Linked DNA regions of Homo sapiens: region 1 is linked to region 2. Evidence: chromatin loops called from intact Hi-C (ENCODE). Cell type or tissue: PC-3. All regions are shown on one strand. Links, peaks and the distances in the headings refer to the core of each region. The heading gives the core; the rest is flanking DNA. Region 1 has its middle 200 kb from the start of PTCHD4. Region 2 has its middle 650 kb from the start of PTCHD4.

Region 1 (4,411 bases), core at 106-4,105, 450 kb before region 2:
AATCAGCTGAACTTGCATAAAGAGATTATCCTGGACTCTCCAGGTGGGCCTGATGTAATCACAAAGTTCCTTTAAAATAGAAGGAGGAAGAGGCAGGAGCTCACGGTGATGGTGAGAAGAGCTCAATTCAGCATTGCTGGCCTGTAAGATGGAAGAAGGCTGGGAGCCAATAAATTCGGGCAATCTTTAGAATATTAAAAAAACAGGAAAAGGGAATTATGTGTAGAACCCACAGAAGGAATGCAGACCTGTAAACATCTTCATTTTATCTCATTGAGACCCACGTGAGACTTCGATTTATGGAACAGTGAGATAATACATTTGTATTATTTAAGCCACTAAGTTTGTGGTGGTTTGTTACATCAGCAATAGGAAACTAATACAACCTGTTACTCACATCCATCACACTCTGTTTTTCTTCCTTACAGTCTTTTGTGTACTGTCAGTTTTATATTCAATGACACTCTGCCTCACGAGATTGTTTCCAGGTGATAACCATCTTGCTTTTCTCTATTGCTTTTTCTCAAAAAAGGAGGATTCAGAAAATATTCATGGAACAAGTGAAAGGATAATTTGGTTCAGAGTTTATTTTCATCACTTTATTGTATCACATGAATTTCTGCCCCCTGTATCTCGCTGACCTATGGAAAAAATACAGAGCTGGTGTCCTACCTTTTTTTCACAACTATTTTGAAATCAAATGAAATGAAGCATGAGGAATAACTTTAAAAACCTCAAAGCATAATATAAGTTTCCGTTATTTGCAGTATATAGCAAAGATAAGAATTAAATTAATATGTTTAATGAGCAGACACCAAATTTACACTTGCATTTAATTATACAAAATCAGTTAGTGCTTAGAAGTTTTAGGTAGCAAAAATTAACGCCAGGCATAATGAACCCACTTCTCTTTTGAAAACAGACTTCTAGACTGGGGTGGCAGTGTGGGACAAGAAAAGGACATAGCAGTATTAAAAAAAACATACTGGTAAAAGGGACGTGTCTAGGGAGCTAACACTATAAAAACTGTAGAAAACCCTAGACTTAGTGACAGGACACTTTTCTGTCTCAACACCCTCTAATTCCTTGCACGCCATGGGATATGTTAGTTGTTAAAAATGTTTTAAAAATAATGTTCAGACTCATAACGAATATCTTTATGCTTTTAAACATTATTTCTTTATGAAAAAACCTTAATGCTAGAATATTTTTCACTTATTAAAAAAAAATTCCGAGGCCACTGCCTTCATTTTATCTTGATGTGCTTTCTATTTCTTTCTCTTGCTTTATGATGATTAAAAAATGTATTTGCATGTTTGTTTTGTGTTTATCTCAATTTCTTTATCTTTGAATTCCATAGGTAGGGGACAATTTTTCACAAGCAATTTGTACTAAGTATGAACTAGGGCTGAGTTGGTGGCACTACAGATCTACCTCCCACTCACACTATTTTCAAATTCCAGAATACCCTTATTGTTTCATTCTTTTCCTCCATGTAAAACTTGCCCTTCCTTCCTGGGTCTCCCACTCCCTTTCCTTTCCTGTTCCTCAGAATACCAGGTCCATTCAATCTAATTCTTTGAGCACCTCAGGTGACCATTATCATTAGCACTTCAAGATCCAGCTTGATCTCTGTGCTCCCTGCTAGGTGATTTAGTGTCTAGAGTGAAGGGGTGTTCCAGCTTTTGAGGGAACGATGTCAAAGACCACCATATCAGGAAAAATAACCTGTGTTCAAAATTATCCCGGAAAATCCTTCAGGGAGATACCTGGGTAGAGAAGAACTACCACATCTCTAATGTAGTCACTAGAACAGGATAGTTGAACAGGACACAAATAATTATGCATGTAGCATACATTTGATGGTCTTGGAACACGTGAAAATATTTGTTTAAACAATAAAATGACAACCCATATGTCAAGATGATCACACCACAAGAGGAATGCAGCGAGCTGACAGTTGAAATTACATAATTTAAATGAGTATCTGATTCCAAAACAGTGTATGAGAACAAAGTGATTTCTTTAAAATAATTTATAATAAACACTAAGGTTTGAACGTCTAATGGTCCAAAATATTCAAAAGTTTATTTTATTTATTTCTTTTTAATTTTTAAGAAAGCAATTTGTTTACCTGAATGAGAAGACGGACTCAGCAGGTATTTTTGAGCCTGGGGCAATACAGAAACCTCTGGCAACTCTGAATCACTGAGGTTCCCCACATGCTCAGGAATTTATAAACACAAATGCACTAAGTGGTGGGTCAGAATAAACACAAATAGATTCAGCTTACATTTCTCCTGCTCTACTGCCCATATTACAGAAGGTGGCTGGTTCCCCAATTGTTTATCAAGTGCAGATTGGTAGGAATCTGATAGCGGGATAACACAAGCTGTGAAACTTTTCGTTAGGCAGCTACTTGAGTTTCCCCAAGTTTCAAACACACACACAGAGTATCCTTAACCACTGTCCCACAGGGCATGAAAGCCTTTGAGGAGAACCACAGAGCACCTAGTAATTTCATCTCTTTAGAGTTCTAGATGGGCCAAAAGTGCAGAGACCCTACAGCTGTGGCCACCTTCCCTGACATTTGCCAAAGCCACCACCTGGGGTAGCCTCGAAGCAGCTGCTATTTTTGCCTTCTCTTAAGTCACATTACAACTGATATGGTAATTTGGGGAAAAACTGAGATTCAGTAACTGTTTAATTAGACGGAATATTCCTAGTTTAATTCTATATTATAAATATTCTTTTCTGAACACTTCTTTTTTATATTTTTGTGTGAAGTTTTACTTCATTACCTTTATGGAGTAAAGATTTACCCTCTCACCTCACCCCCCGACCACATACACACGAAATGTTCATCAGGATGGGGTTTAAGCTGTCTTTCCGGAATCAGAAACAGCTGGAACTGTAGATGGTGTCATACTAGTTCTGAGGCTTCAGTTTCCACGGACAAGATACTTGGACAGGAAAAGGGAATCTCCAGGAAGGATTAAATTGAGACATTAAGAAACATATAGGAAAGATGAGATGTATTTTATTCTGTAACCTACTCATACAACCTTTCTCGTGAATAAGGCCTATTAAGCTGACTGAATTTTGGAAAGGCCCCATTCACACTTTTTTTTTTTATGACTTCTTTTCACAAAGAATAAATACCACAGAGAAACCAAGAGAATGCTGGCTTGGTTATTACCTTTAAAGGTCATTCTGAGTAGAGTACCATATTACTCAATGTTAATGTGACATTTCACCTTAATGCTCCAGGGAAATGTCAACCACAAACAATTAGGGTCAGGTTATACAGGGACTCTCTATTTTGTCTTTGCCACTTTTCTAACTATTCTACAATAAAAATATATTAAAGAATAAAAGTTTCAGGGACCAAAAAATGAAAAGTCATTCTCTCTCTACTTTTGGTAGGAGAATCTGGTGGTGGTGATGATAGCATAGGGAAGGTAGCAATGCTTACTTAAAATAATTGTTATCTTCAGGAACTTAATGCCAGATGGCAATGGGAATTAAAAGGAGATACTATAAAATTTCCATCCAAGTGAAGTTTTCTTTTTAAGATTTAAATTTTTCCAAATGCTATCCCTCCCCACTCCCCCCACCCCACAACAGGCCCCAGTGTGTGATGTTCCCCTTCCTGTGTCTTTGTGTTCTCATTGTTCAATTCCCACCTATGAGTGAGAACATGCGGTTTTTGGTTTTTCGTCCTTGCGATAGTTTGCTGAGAATGATGGTTTCCAGCTTCATCCATGTCTCTACAAAGGACATGAACTCATCTTTTTTTATGGCTGCATAGTACCCTAAAACTTAAAGTATAATTAAAAAATAGACTAGATGGAATATGGTGCCTGTTGAGTTTTAGAGACAAAAGGTAACACAGATAAATAAAAGGGAGCTTAATGCAAAAAAAAAATTAAATTTTTAAAAAAATGTTGGAGGCTTTCAAAATTAGTCTTTCTCTATGTCAGTATGATTATCTATCTATTTACCCTTCTTTCATTGTAGATACCTGTGGACAAAACTGGAAAATGAATGGGATTAGGATTTATTCTACTAGCTTCCTTTTCTTTCCTCTGGATAAGCCCCTTCATGGCATAGAGTTTCCTACACTTTCCAGGAAAATTTATCTGGCTGCTCATTTCTACTAAAATAGGGAATATATTTGATAAGATTTCTACATTCAAAGCTTTGCCATTTCCAGTAGGATTTATAGTCTGCTGTTATTATTCATGCAGTGCATTAAAAATGCATGCCCTTCTAAGTGCTCATACATTCATTTTTATAGATGTCACTGGGCTTCAGTAGTGTCTCATTAATGGTTTTGCAAATAATCCAAGACACATTCCAGTTTTTATTTCTAACAGAAAGTGAGACTATCTCTTACATTATACTTTTG
Region 2 (4,411 bases), core at 86-4,085:
TCTCTTTTACAAGAGTGTCTGACCATGAGGTGGGTCCTAGTCTGCTCTACAAATAGTATCCTTTATTATACGTGCCTTAATGTGAAGAGATTGGAATGCATAACTGAATTTGGAGAATTTCAAGCATATGATTACATCATTAAATTTGAAGAATTTTGTATGTTAACTTTAACTAAAGGTCTGAGTTTGAAGGACTTATTAAATATCATTTTCCAGTAAGTACTGAGTGTGTGTATGATCTTACACATGAATCTCACGAAACAAAGTCTGTACCCAGCCTGTCTATTTCAAGGGGATGTCATTCTCTGCCTTGACAGGAAGTCTCTATATCTGAAGGGGTTATGTCTAATGGAATTGCCAGCACACAGGTAAAATTGTGTTACTATAGGTAAGTGTTGCCTTGGCTGTATGCAAGTTACCAATATTGATGGTATTTAGTGGAACATGATGGCTTTTCCAACTATATAAACCTGTGTCGTTATTTTTGCATGGAACTGTTGTCTTGCAAAGTCGTGAAGTAAGGAAGAATATAGCAGATGTTTTATATTTTGCATATAACCACAAGTCTGGTAACACTATGGGCATAAAATTAAGAAACAAATGTTCTAATCACTTTTTTAAAATTTTGCTCTTAGATTATTTCTCTAACCTAACTGAAACTTAGTAGACTCATCCAGAAGATTAAAGTTGGTCTGAGGATTCTTTCTTTCATTTTTAAAATGCTCTCCTTATGTATAGAAATAGCAGACTGTCCAGCACTCTACTGAACTCTAATAAACAAAACTTATATTACCTATGAGAAAGCTGGAACTTTCCAGAATATATGATGAAGTAGCCATTTCTTTTAAGTGATAGTTATTTTCTGATGAAAACCAGAATACTAGTTTATTGAAATAACTTCAGAAACACAACAAACTACTTTAATTAGGAAATAATCTGTCTCAATGTGTCCCATTTGAACTATTATTCTCTATTTAATTTCATCTGGGTCTTATCTATCCAGATTTCCTGTAGCTGATTATAAGTGTATGCCTACAGCTGGTTGTTCTCATATCAGCACTTTATATTTAAAACAACCAAACAAAGCAGAGAGTCCAGGCAAGAGCCCAGATTCTTCTACCCTTCCTACATGAGCTGCAAACATGTATTCAACAATAAGACTGTGGCCGGATACATTTAGTTTCATCGGAATACAGATTTAAAGCTTTTGATAAGTAATACGGTCAGGCACAACAGAAGTCTCCATTTCTCCGTATCCTTCCCATTCCTTTCATTACCCGATGTGCTTCACTCGTCTTTATTATGTGTCTGGTTTCTGAAGTTATTTAATATTGGGAACTCTGATTTGGCAATTGCATGTGTTTTTTTACTGTTGAATTAGTTTTACTCTATTTATTGTGTAGATTTTAATGATCTTGGCAGCAACTTTCTGACACTTGATAGGTAATAAAATTCTGAAACTTAATATAGGAAACCCTACCACTACCTGCTCATAGTGTTGCATAACAAAGTGAGGGGTGTGGTGCCACTAAACACATGCAGAGTTCTATATTTTAAAAATAACCTGCTAGCAGAGAGAAAATATGAAACCATTTTCTGCCTTCTACATATAAAAATTTTAAAATATAAAACCTAAAATCTTCTATAGCCTGGCTGGGATTTCCAACTATGAATAGCAATCACCACACAAAGCATTGATGTAATAAAGGAAAAATAACCACCCTTATTTGGTAAAACTTTAAATGTTAACAGTGCGATTTACAATTCATTTACTTCCATCTTCTTATCACAGTCAAGCATATGAGGACAGAAAAACCTAAAACAGATGGGTAGTTCAATGAATTTCTTAATCTTTTCTAGCTCTTTATCCTCAAAGGAATTTTAAATTCACTATTGTAATGCATATGTCTTGAATCAGGAAAACTGGTAGGGAAACATAGGCAAGTTATTTTCTTTAATTGAAGAGATAATCTGTGTATTTTCATATTTCCAGCGTATCTTTAAAAAACACAGCATTAACATTTAGAGCACTTAGAAAGTAATACAATAATCTGGATTTTCTCGAGTTAGTGGCCTTTCCTCCCAAGGTATTTACAGGGGATTGCCATCTACCAAGTGTGGCTGAATCCCCGGGCAGTCAGACTTCCGAATGCTCGAACGAATAGCTCAAGAGAGCCACCTACTGCTTATATGGATATCCAGTATGGAGAAAAAAAATGTGTCTTCAGTATCAAATTACATCAATGTAATGTTTTTGTCAAATGAAAACAAAAATACTGCTGTGGCTGTGTTAAGAAACAATAGTCAATATATCACATTTTTTTTCATTCATTTATCTATTGATGGACCCTAGGTTGCTTCCAAATCATAGCTATTGTGAATAGTGCTGCAATAAACATGGAATAAAAAAGGAACACTAAATTAGGCTTTAAACTCTTTGAGCTATCCTTGCCACTTCGTACTTTTTGAGGGACTTACCAAAAGCACAGATTACCAAGTAAAAAATGTATGAAATGGTCTCAAGTTCCAGATTTATGTGTTAGACTCTTTATCTCCTTTTCATACTATCATAGAGCATTTTCTGTTGCTCTCATTCTAAGAAGAAAATACAAGACTGAAGGTAGAAGTGTGTATCCCAGAACAAAATGTTTAAAAGACTGGCCAGTTAGCCAGACATGTTGCTGGGATTGCTCCTGTAATCCCAGCACTTTGGGGAGCTGAGTTGGGAGGATAGCTTGAGCCCAAGAGGTAGAGGCTACAGGGATTGGCCGGCATATTGGCAGTGACAGGATAAACTTGGAATAAAGACCAGTGCTGGGATTATTAATTTTATCCCTGCTACTAATAGCTCCTATTTATAGAGTTCTAGATTACAAAACCATGATCAGATGTAATTTTAATAACTACTTCCTTTTTTGTACTTGAAGAATTTGATGCCCACAAAGAAGGTGAAATAATGTATTCAAGGTCATACTATTATCTAGGTCCAGAACATGCTGGAACACAGGGATCCCCGAAGTTTTTATCTAACACGACATCACTATGCCCGCCAGATTCTTCTCAATTACATATCCATTCAGCAGATTTGACCTGTAGCATTACAGGTGAAGTAAGGTTGAGAAATTGATTCAAGTGAGTAATATGTAGCCCTGCACAAAGGGAGTTCCAAGTACCATGGGGTGAAAAACACCCAGATGTGAGTCACACAAAGCAGAATTCAAAGTCCAGATTTCTTTCCTTAACTGACTCAGTCACTTGCTATGATATTTTCATCAAGGGACTTAAATTCTGTGAACATGAGTTTCCCAAAAAGTAAAATTAAAAAAAAATCTATCCTACAGAATTATTTTAAGGATAATACAAATACAGGTTAAATGCTTTGCTCAAGTGGATAGTACATGTGAATTTGGGCTCATATTATTAGTAAATAGATTACCATAACATCAGGTAAAAGAAATGAGAAGCACTAAAAAATGTACTCAATGCTACAGATACTTGATATACAAATATGAATATTATAGAAGTATTTATACTGTGTATGTTCCCCTGCTTAAAAATATAGACTTTCAGACTCAGAAGACATTAAAATTAAATCTAGACACCTTTTGCTGCCATCTCACCATTACTACTCTGAGGCTTAAGTTCTTTTACTCATGACTTACATTTTTTAGAGCCCTAATAATACTTTTCAATAATAACTTCATTTATTTATCCCACAGATGAAGCAATGAGCAAATTGTGAAATAAATCATCTTTACCTGCAGGGAGTACATTCCAAGTTACTACACAACTTCCACTCTATCAATTAATATACATCACCTCCATTTGCTTGAACACCTTGAAAAATAACACCATGAATACAAGGATCTATCTTGTGTGCACTGGAAATGCTAATAACATCAATGTTTTCACTCTTATATGCATCCAATATAATTATCCAATACAATATTTATAACTTCAAATTTTCCATTTTGAGGAAGCATGTATGAGATTAAGATTTTTCTACATCAATTTCTCTTCAAGAACAAACTAATATAGAGAAAAATATATAACAATACATGGGAAACTTTTTGTTCCAGTGTCTTTGAGATTTTATTTTGTTTTGTAAATCATCCACTCATAGTTTGTGGAAGATTTAACACTTGATGTAGTGATGTTCTTTATCTCTTGATTGATTTTCTTGCTTTAATATGTTTCTAGCAATATTTTAATAACTATAGAATCACCTTCTTTTAAAGTTTTATTTCTTGTTGAAAATTATTCCTGATAACAAACTTTACATTTGAGGGATCACCATTAGGTTGTAGAAGAACTATTATGAAATTAGGAAACTATTATTGGAAAATTATAATTAGGAAATTATAACTATAAAGTTAGTAACAAATCCTAAGGAGCAGATGTACTTAATATA

Evidence for each region. Peaks named below come from ENCODE experiments on the same cell type or tissue, not always from the same donor. Only the 100,000 strongest peaks of a DNase experiment are listed, where the experiment ranks them.
Region 1: a loop joins it to region 2, with 3 times the contacts of the local background. A loop is called at or near these places in 3 of 110 quality-filtered maps.

The regions. Positions count from the first base shown.
Region 1 is chr6:48,312,930-48,317,340 of GRCh38, forward strand. No RefSeq gene overlaps it. Among named protein-coding and RNA genes, the nearest start is that of PTCHD4, 200 kb to the left of the region's middle. In PC-3, for the core only: no CTCF peak of the experiment used is centred there; no DNase peak of the experiment used is centred there.
Region 2 is chr6:48,763,380-48,767,790 of GRCh38, forward strand. No RefSeq gene overlaps it. Among named protein-coding and RNA genes, the nearest start is that of PTCHD4, 650 kb to the left of the region's middle. RefSeq lists an enhancer at 1,654-2,251. In PC-3, for the core only: CTCF peaks have their summits at 2,183 (motif pointing left) and 2,383; DNase peaks (open chromatin) are centred at 2,152 and 3,182; H3K27ac peaks cover 2,874 bases.